Linked DNA regions of Homo sapiens: region 1 is linked to region 2. Evidence: chromatin loops called from intact Hi-C (ENCODE). Cell type or tissue: heart right ventricle. All regions are shown on one strand. Links, peaks and the distances in the headings refer to the core of each region. The heading gives the core; the rest is flanking DNA. Region 1 has its middle 74 kb from the start of MIR3125. Region 2 has its middle 150 kb from the start of MIR3125.

What was found. A loop is a pair of places that touch in the nucleus more often than their neighbours do. Peaks named below come from ENCODE experiments on the same cell type or tissue, not always from the same donor. Only the 100,000 strongest peaks of a DNase experiment are listed, where the experiment ranks them.
Region 1: a loop joins it to region 2, with 13 times the contacts of the local background. A loop is called at or near these places in 2 of 110 quality-filtered maps.

Annotation. Positions count from the first base shown.
Region 1 is chr2:12,804,661-12,817,184 of GRCh38, reverse strand. No RefSeq gene overlaps it. Among named protein-coding and RNA genes, the nearest start is that of MIR3125, 74 kb to the right of the region's middle. RefSeq lists an enhancer at 1-878. In heart right ventricle, for the core only: no CTCF peak of the experiment used is centred there; DNase peaks (open chromatin) are centred at 7,492, 8,596, 8,775 and 10,493; H3K27ac peaks cover 4,369 bases.
Region 2 is chr2:12,878,777-12,891,300 of GRCh38, reverse strand. No RefSeq gene overlaps it. Among named protein-coding and RNA genes, the nearest start is that of MIR3125, 150 kb to the right of the region's middle. In heart right ventricle, for the core only: no CTCF peak of the experiment used is centred there; a DNase peak (open chromatin) is centred at 6,310; H3K27ac peaks cover 2,131 bases.

The DNA of each region.
Region 1 (12,524 bases), core at 2,533-10,532, 75 kb after region 2:
CAAGAAGGCCAAGAGGTAAGGAAACAAACATCAGAACCACAAGAGAGGAACAGAGGGTGGAGTGACTTCAGAGAGGCCAAGAAGTTACTGTCAATGGTTTTTAGGACTCATTTTGATTGGTCTCCTGCTGAGTGGTGAGGCCTGATTCAAGGGCACAGAAAGAGAGCACCAGTGAAGTGTCTTGTAATAAACAAATGCCTGTTGAAGGCCGTCTTTGAGCTACACACTGTGACCACAGTGACCTGGCAGTGTAAAGTGTGTGTTTAATGCCTCAGAGCCTCACAGAATAAGGTGAGGGGAGAATAGTGGAAGGAGAGATGACTATCAACTCTCATTAGCCCTGTGGGAGGTGAAAACTAGAAAGATTGTCTCGTATGAGTAATAAATATGGAAAATTGAATGAAGTCAACCTCTCTATAAAAATAATTTATTAATTACCCTGCCTTTAGAGTCTCACTTTACTGAGTCCTACAATTTGCAAATTAACTATTGGCCCAACTTGGCCTATTGAAGGGATAATGAGTATTAAAGAGAACCTGGTCTCTGAAGTTCGTGGATGAATCATGATGATTATCAGTGACTCACAACCCTTGCATCTTCAAAAGGCTTCCCCTGATGCACCAGTGGAGGACTCAGTCCTCAGCTTTTGAAGTGGAGTTTGGCAGTAAAGGTGGGACTTGGGGCTCCTGGTGGGGCCACCAAGGGAGAAGGTCTTGAGGAATGTGGGTGGGAGGAGCATGGCATCCACAGCTTCAGCTCCTGCATTTGATATTTATTAGGGACAACTTGATGAAGGGCACTCTGGGAATGTTCTTCTAGGACCAAGAAGAGAAACACTTGATGGCCTTTAAAATATGTGCCTTTAACTGCCTTCCCTGAGGCCAGGTGGCTGTGCCAGGGTTTAGCAGCACTTTGATCCCACTTCTGTGTTCAGAGTCCTCAGAGCTCTGGTTCAGGGTCATCAAATTCATTCCAAAAGTGACGTATTCCATAAATGAGGAATTAGTTGTCAGTAACTAGGTCATTGACAATGAGTTATTGAGTGTCTTGAGAACTGCAGCTAGCAGATGAAAACATTAACAGAATTCCTTTTCCTTCCTCTAATAAAGACCACTGATATCAGGGGACACAGGGTGAGGGATCCCTGGAGGTAAAAGAAGAAATTGTCCTAAAAAATGTATAACTAGCAAATGCAACTAAAACCCACATCAATGGATGTGAGCACAAGAGAACTGCTTTTTGGTTATCAGGGGCACAGTTTGGCAACACAATAACAACAGTTACCATTTACTGAGCACCCAGGATGTCTCAGTTTCTTACCAGATATTTTGCAGATTCAACTCTGAAAGGCTGATATTATTATCTTCAAAGTTTACTTGTTTTAAACATGAAGATCCTGGGCTTACATTGGCGACATAACTTTCTCCAAGTCACACTCAATACAATTGCCAGAGCTGTGATATGAAACCACCTCTATGTCACCCCTAAGCTCTGTAGTCTGAGGGAGGAGGAATTACTTTGAGTTCTACTTGATATGAATTTGAATAGGTCTTCCCCACAGAGCAAGTTCTCAGCATGTATTTATTGAAAATTGAATGATCCACTTTGCAGCCAGGTAACAGTGCTGAGCCATTTCTGGTGGGATGACAGAAGGGATACATGCCCACCTGCTTCCAAGAGCAACTTTATGCCCCAGAGCACATGCCAGAGCTGCTCTTGACACGTTTCAAGAGGTTTTGCAGGTCCAGGACACTGCTGTGCTATAAATCAGCAACTGGTTTACCCTTTCCAACAATGATTGCTGAATTTGAAGCTCAAATGTATATAATTATCATCCTTAATACATGGGCTTTGCACTCCTACAAGGTTTTCCATCTTCAAAGTGTCTTATGAACATTAACTAATTAATCTAGGCTGCACATTGTGCCAAGGCCCAGAGGGCTTAAACTGCTCAGATCTGGGATGGTCCCTGTTGATGGTAATTACACGGAACACATTGGGTACTCTTTCACTTAATATATATTGGTGCAGTGTGTCATCACAATGCCATCATCCCCACTACAGACATTGCCCAGTGGCTGGCCCTATGGGTTAGGCCTATACTTGGGGCTACAAAGAAACAAAAGCCAGAGGCCCTTGTCCAAGCAAATGATGCACTGGTAGCTAGCAAACGCATAGTGCTTTACAATAAGAAATAAGGCTTCCGGACTGGCAAGGTGGCTCATGCCTGTAATCCCAGCACTTTGGGAGGCTGAGGCATGCGGATCACCTGAGGTCAGGAGTTTGAGAACAGCCTGACCAACATGGAGAAACCCTGTCTCTACTAAAAATACAAAATTAACTGGGCGTGGTGGTGCATGCCTGTAATCCCAGCTACTCGGGAGGCTGAGACAGGAGAATCACTTGAACCCAAGAGGCAGAGGTTACGGTGAGCCAAGATCGTGCCATTGCACTCCAGCCTGGGCAACAAGAACGAAACTCTCCGTTTCAAAAATAAATAAATAAATAAATAATAATTTAAAAAAAATAAGGCTTCCCATGAATTTATTTGTTCAAATAGGTCTGTTTTCTTTCTTTTCTTTTCTTTTTTTTTTTTTTTTTTTGAGACGAAGTCTCGCTCTTGTTCCCCAGGCTGGAGTGCAATGGAGCCATCTCGGCTCACTGCAACTTCCGCCTCCCAGGTTCAAGCGATTCTCCTGCCTCAGCCTCTCGAGTAGCTGGGATTACAGGCACCTGCCACCAAGCCCGGCTAATTTTTGTATTTTTAGTAGAGATGGGGTTTCACCATGTTGGCCAGGCTGGTCTCGAACTCCTGACCTCAGGTGGTCCGCCCACCTCGGCCTCCTAAAGTGTTGGGATTACAGGCATGAGCCACCGCGCCCAGCCCATTGGTCTGTTTTCTATCACTGCAGATTAGTTTGCATTTTCTAGGACATAATAAAAATGGATTCATATACAGTCATGTGCTGTATAATAATGTTTTAGTGAAGGATGGACTGCATGTAAGACGGTGGTCCCATCAAATTATACTGCTGTGCTTTTTTTACTGTGTCTTTTCTATGTTTAGATACACAAATACAGTGAGGCATTGCTTAAAAATGGGGATATGTTCTGAGAATTGCTTCCTTGAGTAGACATTATAGTGTACTTACACAAACCTAGATGATATAGCCTACTACACACCTAGGCTAACTGGTATGGCCTATTGCTCCTAAGACTACAAATTTGTGAGGCATGTTGTACTGAATACTGTAGGCAACTGTAACACAATGGTAAGTATTTATGTATCTAAACATAGAAAAGGCCCAGTAAAAATATGGCATAGAAGATAAAAAAGGGTACACGTGTATAGGGCACTTACCATGAATGGAGCTTGTGGCCTGGAAGTTGCTGTGTCAGTAAGTGGTGAGCAAATGAGAAGGCCTAGGACATTACTGAACTACTCTAGACTTTATAAACACAGTACAGTTTAGGCTACATAACATTTATAAAATGTATTTTTCCTTCTTCAATTATGAATTCACTTTAGTTTAATGTAACTTGTTTATAAATTTTCAATTTTTTTAACTTTTTGACTCTTTTGTAATAACACTTAGCTTAAGACACAAACATATAGTACAGCTGTTCAAAGTATTTTCTTTATATTCTTATTCTAAACACATTTTTCTATTTTTAAATGCTTTTATTTTTTATTGTTTTACTTTTTAAACTTTTTTGTTGAAAACAAAGACACAAACCCAATTAGTCTAGGCTTACCCAGGGTCATGATCATCAATATCACTGTCTTCAACCTCCACATCTTGTCCACCTGGGAGGTCTTCCAGGGAAAACACACCACACATGGAGCTGTCATCTCCTATGTGAACAATGCCTTCTTCCAGATACTGCCTCTAGGACCTGACTGAGGCTGTTTCACAGTTAACTTTGTAAAATATACAAGTAGAAGGAGTATACTCTAAAACAGTGATAAAACCAGTAACATAGTCATTAATTATCAAGTATTATGTATTGTACATAATTATGTTATATTTTTATATAACTAGCAGCACAGTGGATTTGTTCACACCAGCATCACCACAAACATGTGAACAATGCATTGCACTCACACATTAGGAAGGCACTAGGTGATAGGAATTTCTCAGCTCCATATAATCTTGCGGGACAACTGTCGTACATGTAGTCCATCATCGACTGAAACGTTGTTATCCGGTGCATGACTATAGTATGTTTATCTGGCTTCTTTCACCAGGTGTAATTATTTTGAGATTCATCTGTGTGGTTGTGTTCATTCCTTGTTACCACTAAATAGTATTACATCTTATGGATATAGCACTATTTGTTTATCCATTCACTTCTTGATAAACCTTCAGGTTGTTTCCAGTGTTTGTCTATTGCAACTAATGTTGTGATTAATGTTTGTATTTTGTATAAATCTTTGCATGGACATATGCTTTCATTTTTCTTGGGAAAATACCTAGGAGTAAAATGGCTGGGACATATGGTGAGTGAATGTTTATTTCAGAAAGAGTCAGTGGGAGTCCTAGAGTATACAAACCACTTTACATTCTCACAGGCAGTATATGAAAGTTCTAGTTGTTCCACAGCTTTGCCAGTACTTGGTATAGTCAGTCATTTTAATTTTTAGACATTCTTATGAATGCATAGTAGTAGCTTGTGATTTTAATTTGCATTTCCTTAATAACTAAAGATGTTGAGCATTTTTGAGATGCTTATTTGCCATCCAAATATGTTGAACATACATAAATGATCAAACTCTTACCATTTTAAATTGGGTTGTCTTTTTGTTATCGAGTTTTGAGATATATACAGGTGTTTGTGTGTGTGTGTTATTGTATATCACTCTCAGATATGTGATTTGCAAATATTATCTCCCAGTCTATAGTTTTTTATTATGTTAATACTGTCTTTCATTTGTGTGTGCAATTTATTAGGTTTTGTGCAATTCATTTGTTTTGTGCAAGTACACTCTGATGTTCACACAAGGATGAAATTACCTAAAGATGCATTTTTCAGAACATTTCTGAACATCTGAGAACATCTCAGAACATTGTTAAGCAATGCATAACTGTACACTAAATCATCAATTTATTTTTTCCTCCAATTCCAATGTCATTGGTGTTCTGGAACTGGCTTGTACCAGCTTGGAAGGACCAATTTTTAAATGTTTAGGGATTTTGCAAACTGATTATTAAACACAGTCATTGCTAAAAATTAAATTACATAAATTTATAATTAAATTATATTAAAAATAAAGGAATAAACACTCAAAAATTGTCACTTTCTAGTTACTTTACTACATCTTACCATTATTTACATTGTTAAGGTTGAGGTTGTAACTTCATGTTGGAAATATCATAAAATGGTGTGCTATTAACAGTTTCTTCCCAACTCAGCATTCAGCGCAGTCATGTTGGTAGATCGAAATCAGCCATTGAGTTTATATTTATACCATGAAAATTTGCAAATACTACAATATAGGGCTTGATTTATTGTTTTGCTGATTATCTAGGTTTAATAAAATTGTGGAAAAGATGTTCGTGTAGATTAAACTTAAATGTGTGACATGTCTATATCTGAAACACTACAAATAAGCATTGTGAGTACTATGAGTAAATATTTTTCCAGCATTTGAGAACAATAATTCAATTCGGCAAAAAAAGTTGCTCACATTATTGACAAATGGGTGAAGTCCAGACATGCATCTTTGTTGTTTTACTTTGATATTTCTTGTTAAGATAAACAAAAGTATCAACTAACATTCTTGTTGGAACTATATTTGTCTGTCAATTGAATCCATATTTTGTCTAGGGATACAGGAGTTTGGCAAAAACCAGCAAAAGCATTCAATAAGAAGCAATTGCCTATTTGGAATTTGAAGCAAAATGTTTTGTATATTACTGTTAGTTACTTGTAAATTGTATGCTACGTATATTTTATATCAGCAAATTTAGATATACTTTTTCAGAGAGGCAAATGTTAAATATTTACCAGGATACCACTGTTCAAAATTCTATTTTTTATGGGCCACTCTATGTACACAGACCTTGCCTTTTCCATATTGCCTGGTGATTTGGAGAATCTGTGCTCTTTAGCGGAAGATTGAAGGACAAAATGAATCGCTTATTGTGTTTTTCTGGCTAAATATTTTTTGAACTAATGTAGTTACAGTAAATTATTGCCTGAAAAGAGACAATATAGTAAGTGAGACTGACCATGCCAGGGCAATTGCACATGGAGGGCCAAGGATGCAGAACTGTGTGGCTCATTTATTCACGGAGTAATTACTGACTTTGAAATTATCACTATGCCCTAAGCATTTCTAAAAGCTGGGAAACTACTAGTTTTGCATTCTGTTTACAATGAGAAATTAGTTATTGCTTCAAAAATAGTGACCAACGTGCATAAAACATTGAAACCTTAGCAAGTTTTATAATTAAAGATGCCCAGTGATTCTTGATTTACATTCATTTCAGGCTACTTTGTTGGCTGCCAAGGCGGCAAAGTCATTTTTTGGACTAAAATGTGAAAAGATGTGTGTTATGGATTTCGGCTGTCATTTAAAGATGTAACCCCAGTGTCCATACACACAGAGTGAAGGAGAGAAATCTCAATGACTTCAGCAGGGAGCAAACAGGCTATGCCCCTCTGGAGGCAAAGAATTCTTAAAACATCAAAAATGGGAGAAAATAGAACTTGCAGAATTGTGTACAATCAGAGCCTTATACTGTACTTAGAAAAGCACCCTTTCTGATCACTCCTACTAAGCCTCATAACCAGTTCTGTATTCCTGTATCCTTTAATATCTCCTGTAAAATTTAAAGGAGAGTTTTTCTAGAGTTAAAATCTACAGGCTAAAATGGTACATGTGCTCAGCAATGCAGTGTTTGGTTGATGGGTGTTTTCTAATCATTTTCTACTACACTTTTTGGGACTCAGATACATTTCAACGTCTTCCAATGGTTTAACTACCTCTTCCTATATATATGACTTTAGGGAGTTATTAATCCTGGGTTATATTCTTGTCTATATTAAAATAGAAATGAAAAGATAGCTCTTAGGGGTTTTGTGAAAGTATCTGGCCCAGGCTCATCCCAAAGCAGATCCTTAAAAACATTTTCTGTCTTACTTTCTTCCTTCCTCTTTGCCTCTTGTCCTTCCTGTTCACACTTGTTCCTTAATTTCTTCCTTTCCTTCTTTGTAAGTTCCTTTACATATAAATTATGATGATTGTAGTAATCACTCCAAGCCTTCTCAGGTCAAGTTTCATTGTCTTCCCCTAAGCAAGACGTGACTGAGCTGTGAACTGACTCCTGGGAAGAGATCTCACCATGGGACCCCAGCCAGGGGGAAGCGTGTGGGGCAGAGAAGGGGAGCTGCCTCCTGAAACTCCACCCTCCAATGGGATGGGGGACCAGGAGGACAGGAAGCCCAATCTAGCTACAGAGCTCCAAAGGAAATGGCAACAGCCAGGATCAACACAGTCTCCCAAAGAATCAGGCAAACAGAACTGTGTGATCACACGACTCACCCTGCTCTAGGCCCGAAGAAGAAGACATGAATCAGAGAAGCCCTTGTCCTCAAGGAGCTCCTTGCTTAGAGACCCAGATGCACAACCATTCAAACACACAAGGCAAAGAGTGTTGCACCAGAGGTAGGCATTTCAGCTGAGCCTGAGTACAGCATTTTCTGGTGAGTACTGTGGCAGGTAAAATGTAAAACTCTAAGACAATCAAGTGGACCTCTGGCCAAAGATCAGAGACAGTACAAAAACTGAGTTTAGTTGCCAAGCAATACTCAAAAATCCAGGTGTGATATCAGACGAAAGATTATCTCATAGCTCAGGGACAGATTATTATTGCTTTAGAGAACATTTAGGGAAAGACTATTGAGTCACATAAGAGTGATAATAATAATAGTAGCAATAATGATAATATTCACAAATGACATTTAATAGTATCTGTACTGTAACAAGCACTATTTTAGGTAATTTAGGTTAAGCATCCCTAATGCTCACAGTACATTTATGAGTTATCCGTTAGTTCTACTTTGTCTGGATAGAGAAACAGAGACAAAGAAGAAAAGTGGAATGCAATATAACTTACACAGCTCATTGGTATCGAAACTGGGAATCATCACCAAATTTGCCTGGTTCTAAAGCTACTGTTCTGTCTTCTAGGAAGCCCTTAAATATTTCTAGCCCTGAATCTATGGAGACCACGGGCTTGGGTAGGAGATCTTAGCATAAAGACAAAGAGGAAAGACTGAGAAACAGAAATAAATTTGATGTTGAAAGTTGTTTGTTTTTCGTAGACAAAATGTAGAAATTCAGTGTTTAGAATCAGAGTACACATTTAGAAAACATTGAAATCATTAAGTCTGCTTACATACCCACCCCACCCCAAGAGATTAATATTGCCCAAGTAATTTCTACCTCATTGACAAAGAGTTTGTGGGACAGTGAGTGATGCAGGAACTTCCCCAAATGCCCACATTACTCCCCAGAGAAGTCACAGGAGGCTGGCATGTCTATAAGCCTATTGTTAATATCCAGAGGCCTTCTCAAAGACAAGCTGGCTTGGCTGGAGCAGCTGAGAGCACACTGTGTACTTATTTTTAACATTCTTTAATGTTTTCAGATGAGCACAACTCTGAAATAGAAAGGCTGACCCATTTCAATGACATTTTCCCAAGGACATCGGAGTATTGTGTGTTTGTCTTCCCTTTACCCTAGATAGAGTCCCAGTGTCCCCGAACGAAAGGAAACTTCCCTTCAGGCAGATAAATGGCAGGCAGTGTGACTTGGTTTAATGATATGTCACCTCTACAGTCACTCTTTCCACTCCATGAGTCTCAGTCACCTAGAAAGTATCAGCACCCTGCAGAAGCAAGCGTGTTCATGTGCTATCCATGTCTAAGGTCACACATGCAACCCAGGAGGAAAAACAGAGTGCAGGATAATTGACAGAGCCCCAGAGAAGCTGGAAGAATATGAACTAAAAGAATTTCTTGCATTGCAACACCATTTTTGTATTTTGTTTTTAACAGATGAGGGAGGAAACTCAGAGGTACCGAGTCATTTCCCCAAGCTCATACAACAGATAAAAGGTAGCGCCACACTCTCTCAGTGGTTGCTGAATGGAGAGATGTTTGGCAAGATCTCAATGTCCAGTCTTTTTTAAAATACAAACTGCACAGTTTTAGTTTAGTTTCTTCTGTTTTTTTTCTCCCCAAAGTAGAAAAGTAGAGTGTAAATCTGAGTATTCCCATGTGTCTCCAGGAAAGGTTTGAAGTATAAGACTTACGTGCCTTGAAAGAAAAAAATACAACAAAACCACAACAGTAACAACTAGTCTTCAGTTTGCTAATGGTCCTGGTTCTGCCTGTGTTCAAAGTTCCATGAGTTTTGTGATCAGCGGGTACCACGTCCCTGGTGACCATCCAGTTGGATGTATGGGTGGATTCCTCTTCCATGTTAATTAATATTTCCTAGATAAGGGATCTTCTCTAAGGTTTGTGTGGGGCCAGAATGTCTAGGCTGCAATGCTGCTTTTTCTGGTGTTATCACTGATATTTCCAGAAAGACCTCTGTCTGCCCCTGCTCCAAGACACACTCATGGGTGTATGCACCAGCGTTGCCCTCTCACCAAAACTAGTTGGGATTTACCACTCCCTCAGTGGTACTAGCTGTCTGACTGTTAGCTATTGACAAGGTGGCAGAAGAAACATTGATTTACCCGAAGCTTCTAATAATTTTGTCTTGTGCATCCTCCAATCACTTATTCTAAGCCACTCTTGAGAGTTCACATAGACTCTGAGCTGGACGAAACCATAGCAGCATTGAACTCAAGTCTCTCACCATACAGATGTGAGAAGAGATTGGGCTCCATAAGGCGCAGTGACTGCCTAACTTTGTACAGCCTGGAGAAGTTTATTTTCTTATAAGTAACCCTTGACCATAGTAAGAAGTTATCTGTGGTAGATTATTCTTTTTGCTTCCATCATCTCAATAGTTTTTCCATTTTGCCAAACTCATCAGAGCAATATTGACTATTAAGTTTGTGTGCAGTATACTCCAAAGCCCTGAGCTTCCTGTATTTTAAACATGACGTATTTCAGCTACGGTGCCAGTTACACATGGTTTATAATTCCTGGAACACTCTCCATATGTGTAAATCTGTCAGGCCATGCCTTCCTAAAATGGTAGTTATTAATTTACAAATCAAAGAAAGAAATCTTACCTTTTCCAATCAGTATTTGCATTCCTATTTTACCACCAAATGTGCTATCTTAGAGAGGTTAAGCCATTTTTTCTCAAGGTGGTATCACTAAGCAGGGGTGGAGCTGGAATTGTGAAGTGAGCTTTGTCTTTACTTTTTCCAGTATATACAGATATTGTTCCAGCACGGGAACACAATTAGTTTCCTCTGTAGGCTGACTTCATTTCCAGTGCTGCAATGGAGTGGGAGCTGACCTCGCAGCTGGAAACATCAGCCAGGAATCAGCGTGGAAGGGTTATGTTTTTTCCATGAAAGTAGGATCTAAAGTGGATGACAGAGGTATTAATACATGTGGTAAGTGTTCAAAGAAAATTATTTTCTGCCTCAAAATATAAACTAGAATAAATGGAGCTGTAAAACAGTATGAAGTCAGGATTTACTGTTGTTCATTGAACATGCTTTTGCTCACTCTTGTATTTTCACAACACACTGGCATCCACTATTCTACTGCCATTGTAGACACTGGATAAATAAAAATCACATGAGCCAGTGTAGAAATAAAAAAAAATTAAGAGCCCATCTATGCATCCCAATTAACCTACCAGCAAGAATCTAAAAGATTCTGAGAACTTAATTTGTCTGCTACTTTGGAATGTGGAGCAGAAGCTTAGAAAAGGAATGAGTAGAAGAAGTCAGACATCAAATTATGAGTTTAGACAAATTTATAAGGTATGTGAAAGGCCATTTAAGCTACTGACCCCATAAGGGTTTCTTTCCAGAAATGGCCTTGCTAAGGAGTTACTAAGCTTCTTCTTGCACACCTCCACTGATGGTGATATCACTACCTTCAAAATACTCCATGCACTACTGCTCAGATGTTAATGTTGGAAAGTGGTTTTTTCAATCTAGACTAGACTTGACTTCACTTATCGTTTATCCATTGATCTTTGTCCTCTCTCTTGTGTCACATGAGGCATCGAATTGTTTTTTCTTTTTTTTGAGACGGAATCTCGCTCTGTCACCCAGGTTGGAGTGCAGTGGCACAATCTTGGCTCACTGCAAGCTCCACCTCCCGGGTTCACACCTGACTCAGCCTCCCGAGTAGCTGGCACTACAGGTGCCCACCACCGTGCCCAGCTAATTTTTTCTATTTGTTGGTAGAGACGGGGTTTCACTGTGTTAGCCAGGATGGTCTCGATCTCCCGACCTCGTGATCTGCCCGCCTCGGCCTCCCAAAGTGCTAGGATTACAGGCGTGAGCCACCATGCCCGGCCCAAATTGTTTTTTCAAAAGACTCCCTTCCCTGTTACTGCTTGTAAAGAGTGGGATGTTTGTGGCCAGTGTCATCAATAGGCAAACAGTGTATTAAGTCTCCTTACTTCTCATTTGTCTGTCACTTAATAGGGTAAATGCTTTTAGATAACATAATTTCATATTATTTGATGAGAATTGATTTCTGAGCACAAGCAGATAGCTCTAATTTCATTTTACCAGCTTTGAAGTTATCAAAATACTGTAAATTAAATAATTCCAAGAAGACTTGCAAAATGATATGTGAGATAGGCAGAAAAGAGGCTTAAAGTCCTAAATAGTTACAAGCAGGAGTCCAACCACACACCATTTTACTCCAAAGTCCTGCCTTAGAGGACATTCTGGTTGTTACCAGCCTAGTAAAGATATCTTGCCATCAGCACCACAAACACCTTCTCAACTTTGCATATTCAGCAGAAGGACTCAGCAATGATTAGGCATTTTCTTTTTGATGTAACTTAATGAAGGCATGAAAACAGATTCCTTTCTGAGCAAAATTGAACCTAATAGCATGTGATCCCACTTTTTCCTACCAAAAAATCATTTAACATGAAAAAAAGATATGAAAGACAAAGGAGCAGATTTTAAGTCTATAAACATTCTATTTTACAGAGACTGTGTTTATTTTCAAATTTTACATGCACAAAATAGCACTTAATAAACTACAAACTATCCAAATTTGGCAAAAACAAAGATTTTCATAATATATATCTGAAGAAAACTAGCTTAAAATCAAAAGGTTAGTATTTCATTACAGAAAAAAAATGTAATTTAATTGTTCTATTTTTATGAATTTTTAATTTGAGCTGATTAATACTGAATGTATTAACCATTCAGAAATAATTTTCTTGGGGCACTGACAATTGTATTCTTTTCTAATTTAATCCAAAACCCACATTTTCCATTTTTGCTTTACAATATATTAATACTTTGATTTCTTCTTCTTTTTGAGGTCTCTGGGTGTGCTGTGCTGCC
Region 2 (12,524 bases), core at 1,679-9,678:
GATGATAATGCCTGGTCTCTGTCCATCCCTTCCCTGGGCCCTATTAAGTGGATTATCAGTTGTCCAATTACCACAGAGCCTTTGGGTCCTCTTAAAATTATCAAACTTCTTTATATAATTTCTGAGTGTTGCTTTCTGAATCTTTTACCATGATTTTTATTCCATAATTTTTGGCAAATGGTATAGAATAGTGGTTAGGAGCACAATCATTGGTATCAGTGAATGACTCTCAGCCTGGTTTCTTCCTCTGTGAAGTAGACATAACCATACCTATCACATGGATTCCTGCAGATGGCGGATAAGGAAACCATGTAGGTATGTGGAAGATAGTAAGTGATCAATAAATGGAAGCTATAGTTATTTCCATTTTTTTTTTTTGCAGAAGCCATGAAGCAGGGAGTGGTAGAGGCAGTAGCATCAGGTCTGAGGCTGGGCCATGTGCAGTCCACTCCACTCCATGTAAATAGCCTTCATGTCAGTCTTAAATCTTTTCTCTTTAAGACACAGCTCATTAAAACCATCTGCTAGCCACCCTTGGTTAGCTGAGGCTAATCCCTGTTTACTGTAAATGTCAAAATGTGTAAGGAGACCTGAGGGTGGGGAGTGGCTGGAGAAAAACACAAAAATCCTTTGAAAAAAACAAGGAACCTCTAGAATGACGAGCGTCCTCCTGCAAGTGAAAAGTCTTCGTACTTAATCCTCCTAATGTCAGCGGTGTCGATTCATACAAAAGGTTGCCACATGTTCTACAAGACTGAACTTGCATTTCCGCTATAAATGTGTTACCAATGAGTCCAGACTTGCAGCTCCACCAACTGAGGTAGGTATATGGAGCCTGAAGGTCCTGAGGGTCAGGCTCCCCAACCTCCATGGACCTGCAGAAGGAAGGGACTCTTGGCCTTGGCAGAAAAGGCACATCTAACCGGAGGTGCCTGATGGCATTGGCAGCAAGGACCCGAAACCCCTCCTTGACCCCCTTTAAATGCCAGGCACAGATGTCACCTCGCTGGCTGTGGTATTTTGTGCTCTCATTCTTTGCTGCACATGTGTGGGGTCCTTTTTCACCAGGGATGACCTAAAACAAATGTCGAGGCAAAATCTAACATTAGACAAAGAGATTCCAAATCTCAAATGACTTCAACTGCTTTTGCAGCTGTCTCAGAAAAATTCTTCCCCACTAACACCAATAGCTTTCTTTGGTCCCCAAACTTGTAAATATTAAATTCTCCATTCAAGCTCAAATAACCCTGCAGCTCCTTTCCACCCCACACAACCCTTCCCTCACTTTCACCTTCTCATTAACTCTCCTTTGTTCTATCAAAAAGCTCAGGAAGAGTTCAGTTTTTTGAAAGTCCTGTTGTTTCTCTTTGAATCCTATCTCACCTCCTTTTTTATTAAAATCCGCATCATGGGGCTGAGCATGGTGGTTCATACCTATAATCCCGGCACTTTGGGCAGTAGAAATGGAAGGATCATTTAAGGAGTTTGAGACCAGCCTGGGCAACAAGGCAAGAACCAGTATCTACAAAAATTTTTTAAAAATTAGCCTAGCCCATTAATGTGGTGTGTGCCTATAGCCCCAGTTACTCAGGAGGCTGAGGCAGGAGGACCACTTGAGCCCTAGAGTTCATGGCTGCTGTGAGCTATGGTCATGCCACTGCCCTCCAGCCTGGACAACAGAATGAGACCCTGTCTCAAAGAAAAAAGTCTACATTGTGAAATAAACAAAAACAGCGGAAGAATATCTGCCTCAGGGAAAAAAAGAAAGGCTTTGATTAGAGATTAAGATGGGTTCAAATGTTGTTCTTGCCACTAGTTATCTGGGTAACTTTGGGCACATGAATCATTCGCATGTGACGGTCATTACCTGGAATTATGCAGTGGACAGACAACCTGTGCTACCATGGACCCTGCCTCTGAGCCATGGTTCCATATTCATAAAATGGGGGATGCTTTCTGACTCATGAAATTATGAGAGAAATATGTCTAGTGTGAAAATTTTCTGATAATGGTAAAGCAAATTTAATTAGAAATGTTAATAAAAATTGCAATAAAATCAGTAACTTTACCTTTGATAGCTTGTTTTGTGTTCTACAAAGATATGAACACATCATATGGCACAAAAATGCAAAGACATCATCCAGTCCAATACCCTCTTTGATTCTTTGTCCTGAACTAGGTTGTTCAATAAAGGAACTTAAAAGCATTCTTTTTTTTTTTTTTTTTTTCCGACAGAGTCTCACTCTGTTGCCCAGACTGGAGTGCAATGATGCAATCTCGGCTTGCTGCTATCTCCGCCTCCCAGGTTCAAGCAATTCTCCTGCTTCAGCCTCGCGAGTAGCTGGGACTACAGGCATGCACTGCCACACCGGGCTAATTTTTTGTATTTTTAGTAGAGACGGGGTTTCACCATGTTGGCCAGGCTGGTCTCAAACTCCTGACCTCAGGCGATGGACCTGCCTCGGCCTCCCAAAGTGCTGAGATTACAGGGATGAGCCACCATGCTCGACCAAAAGCTTTCTGAGTAACTTGTGTCAATGTTTCTTTTGTTAACAATTAATTGATTCTCTAGGGTGAATCTTAGTATCCCATTCTACTACCTAAAATTTGGTTCAGACTTTATTTGAATGCAGGGCCCACATCGTAGCCTAACATTGAGTTGAAGAGAGTGAGGGGCCTGGGGCTTTACAGAAAGAGTAGTGGTTCCCTCTGCACATACTCTGTCAAACTGGATTCTTTTCAACAAATTTTTACAATTGCAATTGACATAAAGAAATCCAAGCCTATGATGACAAGATGTTAGAAAATGCAGTGTGTAATTTGTAACTGAGACACTGACAGTTAGCTCCCAAAATACAGAGAGAGGGTCATCAAGATGTGGCACATTTTGGGGTCTTCTCTCTCACCAATCACAGATTCAGGGCCCCTGATACAATGGACTAGTCCTCTGTCGCCAGGCTTTCCTCACTTTCATGTTGGTTGTTATTGGAACAAATTAGTCTTCTCCCTTCTTCCCTTTCAAGGAGGCTTCTCAATCTGCTTTGCAGACACAGAGTTTGCTTTTTCCTGTGGTGCTCACCCTTTAATTTGTCCTGATGTGTCTCTTCCTACCTTAAATGCAGTACGGGTATAATTTGGATCTATGCTCTTGTACCTTCCAAAACTCCCCTGGGAGCAACTTAGCACATTTCCTGCATGGTGTAAGAGCTCTGAAAATGCTAGATGCTAGTATTAATATTATCAAATGGCTCAAGAGAGCAAAGAGGAGGCCACAAAGTCTCTAATGAGCTGGCCTCAAAAGTCACACACTGTCATCTCTATCACACACTCTTGGTCACACAACCAGCTCTGATTCATTGTGTAAGGAAATTATCTAAACGTGTAAATACCAGGAGGCAAACATCATTTGGGAGTACATGGAGGCTGCCGACTACATATATTTTCATGCTTTTTAAATTGGCATCTAAAATATTCTTCACAAATACAAATAGTTGTAAATGGTATACTTCTGTGTGTATATTATTTAAGTACATAGTTATGTTAATATAGATTATGTACATATAAACCTATTTTAATGAAACTCTTATATCTGTAATTTAATTTTAGTATATGGAAGATGCCCACCATAAAGCCAATTGAAAATGAAATTTGACCCCATTTAAAAAATTAAAATAAATATATTGATATCCATTGTTATCATAATACACTTCTGAATTCTTATTCTAACAAAAAGAAAGAGAAAGAAAGAGACACAGAGAGACAGTGATGAGAAAGAGAGAGGAAGCTGTCGGGCCTTGCTGGGAGTCTGTTACCTGGATTCAATAAGCCTAGTATTTTTTATGGATGCCATCTTTACTTTGTCCTAGAAGGATGCTTCCTTCAGAGAGATGCGTGTTCCACTTATGTTATAATATTCTTTTGTTGGAATATTTTTACACTTTGGACCAATGCACCATGCAAAGATTCAGAATGGGCATATTTTGATTGCAGTCGAAGGACAATTATCAAAGGCGTGTGGGATAAGAGAACAGGTAGACCCCAGGTATCCTCCTAGGCAGGTCAGTTTTAGGAAAGAGCACCTATGGGTGTCATGGGTCTAAACATTGATAAGCTGAAATCTATCCTTGCCCTCACGTCCTCAGAAGGTGTTTGAGTACCTACCCTCAGTGGTACACATTTCCTCAGTTAGGATACCTCAGCTTAAATGACTTAATACAAGTTTAACATGAAGATTGTATGGCATGTATTCATTAAGTATCTATCAGAGAATTCTAATTCCTGAGAGCAAAGTTCTTATACAACTGCCTGTTCTAGTGCAAATAAGGGCTTCTTTAACATGGGCTTCTATATCCTTGATGATGAGAACCATGTACTCCATGCCTATATTGCCCCAGGGCTTAATTCAGTGCTATCAGAAATAGGACACTGATGGACATTGAGTAGCATAATGCTACCATTCCTTCTCCATACCCTCATACATCCAGGGCCAACATCACTGATGTGGCCTCAGAATTCTTCACAACACAAAGTCCCAGGTGACCCTCCTAATCTACTAACTTAACACATCAATTAGGCCCTATTTCCCATCTTAGTGGCCAATCCATTGCTGTAATGTTAATAAATGCTGTAACAGCTTGCATGACAATCTCTAACTTCGCATGCCTAAAAGTCTCATAAAGATCACAGTATCACATTGCTGCATTCTATTGTCTGGAGAAAGTCATAAGAGCAGACCAACCCCAAGGGATAGAAAATTGTGTCACTGCTTTAAGGGCGCTGCTGCAAACTCACCTTGCAAAGGACATGGATACAAAGAGGAGGAAATTTTTGGCCAACCTTTGCAACCTACCATACATATTTTTGGCACAGGTAGCATTCTACTGTTTGGTTCCTCACCCCCAACCAGGCTGGACTTCTCAGTTAGTATTGTTTGAGAGAGCTATATGTCAGGCCACAGCATAAATGGTTGAGATTTGAAGATGAATGATATAAACCTCCAAATATCTTCAAGGGGTTCACAATATAAGTAAATAATGAGCCAGTTCAGTTCAAATGCATTGAGCAATAGCTCTGTAACATCTGCTCTACCTGGCAATAGAGGGACAGAGAGGAGTGAGACCCCACCTCTCATCTGGAGAAACTCAGAGAAGAAAGGAAAGAAATAAAGAAGGATTTTGCTCTTCTGTAACAAAGCATGTCACAGAAGCCGTTGGCATTTTTGAAGGCTGAGATTTCCTTATTCACACATTGCCTTCTTTAAGAAAAGACACACAGTATATATAGGGTTTGTAGGGAAGAGAGGAAAGCGAGAACATGAGTGTATACTGGAGGACTCCTCTCACTTACCCGCTGATGAAATGGGCTTTCTGTACTGAGCCTCTCCATCTCTGTGCACATGAGAATGTATGGACAGGACATTGGAAGAAGAAATAGTCTGTATCCTGAGATGCTGGGGGCCACTAGGAAATTCAGCAGAACTATCCCGCCCCGCCCCCAGCCTTGATTGTTAGGCCCTTCTGAGGGTCTATAAATAGCACTGTTTATAACAGATATCTATAAATATACCTGTTATAAAATTGCAAACATCAACTTTTGTCTGCCATATATGCTCACATTCATTGATGGTCTGCAGCAGATAATTATTGTAAATTAGGCATTATTGAATTTGAGAACTGCAAAGGAAACACTATTTCTTGAGTTGAACTATGCAAACAATACATCCTTACATCAGGGCACAGAGGCACTGTGGACTGATCATCAGCTCACCCTTCAAGGACACAAAAAGGAACAATCCCTGAGCTTCAATTTCCTCAACTGTAAAGCAAGAGGTGTGAGAGTCAGATTGGAGTCTCTGGGACCTCTCGTCCTTCCCTCAGCTTCTACTTCCCTTTTATTCTACATCATTAGTGAAAATTCCAAATGTCACCTATCAGTGGGACTGTTCCCATCTTTTTAAAAGCCTTTGAAGTCAGGTGTTATGTCAGTATTGCTCATAGTTTGTTAGGAGCATTCATCTAGCATAGTGTTTCGTAGATAGAGAGGGTGAAATAAATCATTAAAGAAGGAATGCATAAATGACTGGAGGTGACAAGCAACACTAGGATGGGAGATGGTGATTTGGCAGGATTCAGACCTTCAGCTGACAGTGTGAATCATGCAAGTCCTGCTTCTTGCCAGCAATGTCCCAATGTCAGCAGAAGACAAACCCGAGCAGTGACATGACTCCCATGACCCATTCCTTCTTGAAATATCAGCCAGGCCACTTCCTCCAATCACATGGGATAGGCGCTGGGGTTGGGCTCCTCTCACATTCTTAGGAATGCAAGCTCTTGTCTTCCCAGGGACCCTCAAATATATGCCACATTGCTAATGTCCTCCAGGGAACGGCTATGGGAACAACCTCGGGCCTTGCAGGAAGGAAGAAGGTTCAGGGAAGGCCGTGACTCACAGTTATTTTAAGCTCAAGTTCTCTCAGTTCAAGCAGAGGTCACACTTCTTTCTTGGAGGCAGAGGAGCCCCAAACCTGGTGTGGGCTTTAATAGAAAGAACCGCCATCTTGGGCTTTTAAGAAGGTGGCCTCTGCCCCTGTTTCCCAGCCCTGACTCCAGTGATGTCCTTGAGCTAGTGTCTTCTCTTCAGTGAATTTTGGTATTTCAATCTTTAAAATTCATCTACTTAAAAATATTAATTAAGAACCTACTACATGCCTGGAATAGTACTGGGTGTTAAAGATAAGGCTGTTAAAAGGAAAAAAAAAATCTGCTCCTAGGAAAAGTTTATTTTAGTGGGAGGAGACAAATAATAAGCAAATAAAAATATAGTATGGCAGGTGATGGTATATGCAGAAACAATAAAGCAGAGTTTGAAAAAGAATGCTGTATGGTGGCTCGTGCCTATAATCCCAGCACTTTGGGAGGCCAAGGCAGGAGGGTCACTTGAGGCCAGGAGTTCCAGACCAACCTTGACAACATAGTAAGACCCTTTCTTTATAAAAATAAAAAATAAAATAGGTGGCGTTAGGGGTAAGGGAAAGACATGCAAGGACTTTGGTGTTTTATATAGTCAGGTCAGGAAACGTTATTGGCATAGTGATGTGAAGGCTGTGAGGGAGTAAGCTAGGGAGATATGCAGAGGGAGGGAGCTAGAATGAGAGGCAGGGGAAGTGCATTCCAGGAAGTACACAGACTCCCAAGGCAGGAGCATGGTGGGGTGTTCAAGGAACAGAAAGCAAGTCAGCAGGCTGGAGAGGGACAAACCAGGAGAGGAGCCCCTGTGAGTCACAGTCAAGATGTGGCATTTTCTTCTGAGTGAGATGGCATGAAAGCCATGGGGGATTTTGGACAGCAGAATATAATAGACTACTGGGTCAAAGCAGAGAGATCAATTAAGAGAAGTAGGCAGATTCAGGTATTTGACAGGATGTGCTCATCAATTTAACATGGAGTTGAGAGAAAGAACAAAATTAAGTTTAACTTCAAGGTTTGGGGCCTGAGCAAATGAACAAAATATATATGAGATGTACTGGAACATTTGCACATATTGTTTTTGAGAAGTCTTTTATAAACTCAAATAGCCATGCTGGAGAGATAGTTGGATATCTAAATCCGGAGAACAGAAGGAAGTCCTTGTCTAGTCATGAAACCTTTCAGAATCAGGATATCTTGCCTGAACCACAACACACAGAAAATGACTTGCGTGACTATTTTCCCAGTTCTCCCAAGTATTATACATAAATTTAGTACCAAATGCATAGAAGTTAATTCTTCCCATGCAATGTGTGCCTTACAGTGATGGTTCTCGAGGTATAGCCCAGTACCCAGCAGCATGACATCACCTGGAACTTAATGAAAATGCAGATGCTTAGGTTCCACCACAAACTTCCTGAATCAGAAACGGGGGGGCAAGAAGTATGTAACCAAGCCCTCCAATTGATTTAGACCCCTGAATTAATGCCTAGGACACTGGTGCTTAATTTCTTTTGGAACCTGAATGAGGAAACCGAGAAACTATAAAATGATGTGATTTGGTTTAGTGATACTCTGTAAAAGTCATTTCATCTACTGTACCTTCTTACAGGGCAAGAGACTTAAATATGTCATGGGCTTTCATGTACGGTACATCTCTAATCAGCTTTGTGCTTCCAAATGTGCACTTTAATGTTGGCTTGTCCAGCCACATTGTCAATGGCAAAGACATAAATTACAACTGAGGTTAGCACTGGAGAAGGTGACTTGAAATATAGTCATAAGTATAATAGTAAAAAGAACTCATAATCTAAATTTTTTTTTAGAACTAATATACTCTATCATGAATTTGTCCATTGGTGAGTACATCCTTGGAGAAGCATGAAACACAGCTTTAAGCCACGAGTCTTGAATATTTTACACTAGTCTACAAATCATTTCCATTCTTAAGGGAATGATTTTAACCGAATCGGAGTATAAAATTCATTCATTCAGTTGGTATACATATGCTATATGCTAAATGCAAGGAAGGAAGGGAGGGAGGGAGGAAGGAAGGAAGGAAGGAAGGAAGGAAAGAAAAAAAAGGGAAGGGAAGGGAAGGAAGGGGAAGGGAGGAGAGGGGAGGGGAGAGGAGGGGAGGGAAGGGAAGAGAAGGGAAGGGGGAGGGAATTATCTAAGTCCCGAATTGCCTTAGTGTGATTAGGTTTAGCAACTAGGCGTTATCAAAGCTCACTGCTGTGTGTTTCAACTCCAGCTTCCACAGATTCTAGCTGTTTTAACCTCCTGCAAAGTGTTTGGCTTCAATAGGTTTTGGTTTGCTTCATCTGACTAATGAGAATAATGATAATATCTACTAACAATGAAGCTAAAACTTTCAGAGGGAACACAGTGAGCCATCATTAAAATGTTACATCTTTATAGGGCCATTTGTCTTGACATTGGTCATATTTGTAATTGCATATACATATTGTACTTTTACAAATGTATCATTCACAGTGGATAGGAACAACTCTAGAGTTTACAATCTTTTTATCAGGCATATCTGGAACAATATCTAGAACTTACTATGCATTCAATAAATAGGTTTCAGATAATGAATACAAGAGTAAACAGGAACCCTGACTTACAGCATAGGACTACAGGACTGGGGAGAGAATCATGCTACAACTGCAGTCGAGGTATGTGCGAAGCGCCATCTGGCTTTGAACTTACTAAAGTGTTTGGATTTTTGAACTGCACCTCTTCAAGAATCTGTTTCCTCTTAATTGGGAGTACCTAAGCCTAAGCCGTATTAGCCAATAGTTCGTAGTTATGCTTTTCACAACTTTCCAAGCGTGTTCATTGAAAATCAGGATGTAACTGAAGAGCACACGAACAGCAACAATTAAGACTTTATGAGTAACAGAAAAGCCAACTAAGAGCGACTCTGACCTAAGGGCCTTTCTTTTTACGTAAAAATACCTCTTCACTTACCCAGAAATCCAAAAGTAGCAGTCTAAGGATTGTTCCAGCATCTTGATGGTATTATAGAAGAACACATGACTTATCCCTCCACTCTGCCATCCACAGGTTCTTGACGTCAGCTTTCAGGTCATTTGCTTCCTCCTGGATACAAAATAACCATTTCAGCTCTCTGCATTAGGTGTTCCTTCAGCCTGATTTTTAATTGTATTATTTTAAACGTAATTTATACAGAAAAAGCACATAAAGACTAAATAAAGAACATAACAAAGACAATGTAACCACCACCCAAGCCAAGAAATAAACATTGCCAAAACACTTTACGCTATGGGTCTCTTCCGGTCCTCCTTCAGGACATAATCATGGTCCTAGTTTATGGAAACCCTTTGCTTGTGTCTCTTTAGAGATTTACCACTTATGTGGACATGGCTAAATGGTATGGCTTTGTAGTTTCCTCCGGTTTTATACCTCATTTAAATGGAATTATATTATATGTATGCTTTTGTAAACTGCTTGGTTTATTCAGCATTTATTTGGTAATTTTCACACATTTCATTTTGTAGAGTTGTAAGATAATCATTTTCATTACTGTATAGAATTTTATTTTAAGCATATACCACAGTCTGACTGGACTGTGTCTTGTTTGGGGCTGTTATAAAAAACAAAAAACCAACAACAAAAACAAATCGCCACTATGAGCATTCTTGTAACTTGCAGGTGATATTCTTCATCATGCTAAGGAACTTCTCTTCTGCACCTAATTTGTTAGAAGATTTATTTATTTATTTACTTAGAGAGGGAGTCTCTCTCTGTCGCCCAGGCTGGAGTGCAGTGGCGCCATCTCGGCTCACTGCAAGCTCCGCCTCCTGGGTTCACTCCATTCTCCTGCCTCCGCCTCCCGAGCAGCTGGGACTACAGGCACCCACCACCGCGCCTGGCTAATCTTTTGTATATTTAGTAGAGACGGTGTTTCATCGTGTTAGCCAGGATGGTCTTGATCTCCTGACCTCGTGATCCACCCGCCTCAGCCTCCCAAAGTGCTGGGATTACAGGAGTGAGCCACCGTGCCCAGCGAGAAGATTTTTTTTTATAAATCTTGAATAAATATTAAATTTTATCTAATACATTTTACTGCCTCAAGATGATTATATAGTTCTTCATTATTTATTAATATAGTAAATTAGATTACTGACTTGCTACCTTTCAAAACACTTTGCATTCCTGTGTTAAACCCAATGTGATCATAATTCGCATCTTTTTAAATTTATTTGACGTCAAATTCAGCTTGCTGATTTGTTAACAATTTTTCATCTCATGAGTGAGGTTTGCAGTAAATTTACTTTCTTCTAATGTTCTCATTAGGTTGTGTATTATGGTTATGCTTTCCTGATAAAATTAACTAAGGAGTGATTCTTCTTTTTCTGTTCCCTAGAAGTTTACATTTGATTTCCATGTTACTTGAATGTAAAGCCAACTGAGGTTCGACTTTTCTTTTGGGGGTTTTTAACCATTAATTTAATTTGTTTAATGATATAAACCTATTTAGGTTTTTCTATTTTTCGTGCACACTTTTGGCAAGTCCCTCACCCCACATACACTTCAATATTAAAAAGAAATATTTAAATGCATTGGCATAAAGTTGTTTGGAGTACCATCTTATTAACTTTTCAGTGTCTACAGGCTCTGTAGTAACGTTCTTTGTTTATTTACAACTTTGGTAATTTGTACTTCCTTTTTTCTAAATCAGCCTCTGAGAATATTTTAAACTTTAATATTTTTGTTTAGTTTTGTTTTCGAATAACAAAGGTTATCGGCACAACCTTTCTCAATTTGAAATCCATGAGAGAATTAACTCCTACAGAGCATGATGTGAGTGGCCCTTTTCTCAGTTCTCCCAAGGATGGTACAGAGCTTTTAGCACTCCAGACGTACAGGGAAAAAAAGTTAACTCATCACATACAGCAGATGCCTTAGGACAGAGGTCAGCACACAAAGGCCCCTGGCTTGGACATCTGGCTCATCATCTGTTTTGTAAATAAAGATTTATTGGAAACATAAGATTCCACACTCAAATGCAAGGTTCCCTAATATAAAATCCAGCAAAAGTCAGAGGTTGCAAACAGGGGCCTGGGTTGTATTTTGTTTGGCTAACACATGGTTTCAAATACAGCAGCTTAAAAATTAGGGAAAAAATAAAGGTTTATTGAAACACAGCCATGATCATTTATTTACACACTGCCTGTATGGTTTCCACAGCATTTTCACACTGCAAGAGCAGAGTTGCATGGTTGTAACAGAGACCAAAGGCCTTATGGCCTGAAAGCCTAAAATACTTACTGTCTGGCCCTTTACAATAAAAGTTTGGTAGGTTTTCGCCTAGAAGAAAACCTAGGCAATACCATTCAGGACATAGGCTTGGGCAAAGACTTCATGACTAAAACACCAAAAGCAATGGCAACAAAAGCCAAAATTGACAAATGGGATCTAATTAAACTAAAGAGCTTCTGCACAGCAAAAGAAACTATCATCAGAGTGAACAGGCAACCTACAGAATGGGAGAAAAATTTTGCAATGTATCCATCTGACAAAGGGCTAATATTCAGAATCTACAAGGAACTTAAACACATTTACAAGAAAAAAAAACAACCTCATCAAAAAGTGGGCGAAGGATATGAATAGACATTTCTCAAAAGAAGACATTTATGTGGCCAACAAACATATGAAAAAAAGCTCATCATCACTGGTCATTAGAGAAATGCAAATCAAAACCCCAATGAAATACCATCTCATGCCAGTTAGAATGGCGATGATTAAAAAGTCAGGAAACAACAGATGCTGGAGAGGATGTAGAGAAATAGGAACACTTTTGCACTGTTGGTGGGAGTGTAAATTAGTTCAACCATTGTGGAAAACAGTGTGGCGATTCCTCAAGGATCTAGAACCAGAAATACTATTTGACTCAGCAATCCCATTACTGGGTATATACCCAAAGGATTATAAATCATTCTACTATAAAGATACATGCACACGTATGTTTATTGCCGCACTGTTCACAATAGCAAAGACTTGGAAACAACCCAAATGCTCATCAGTGATAGA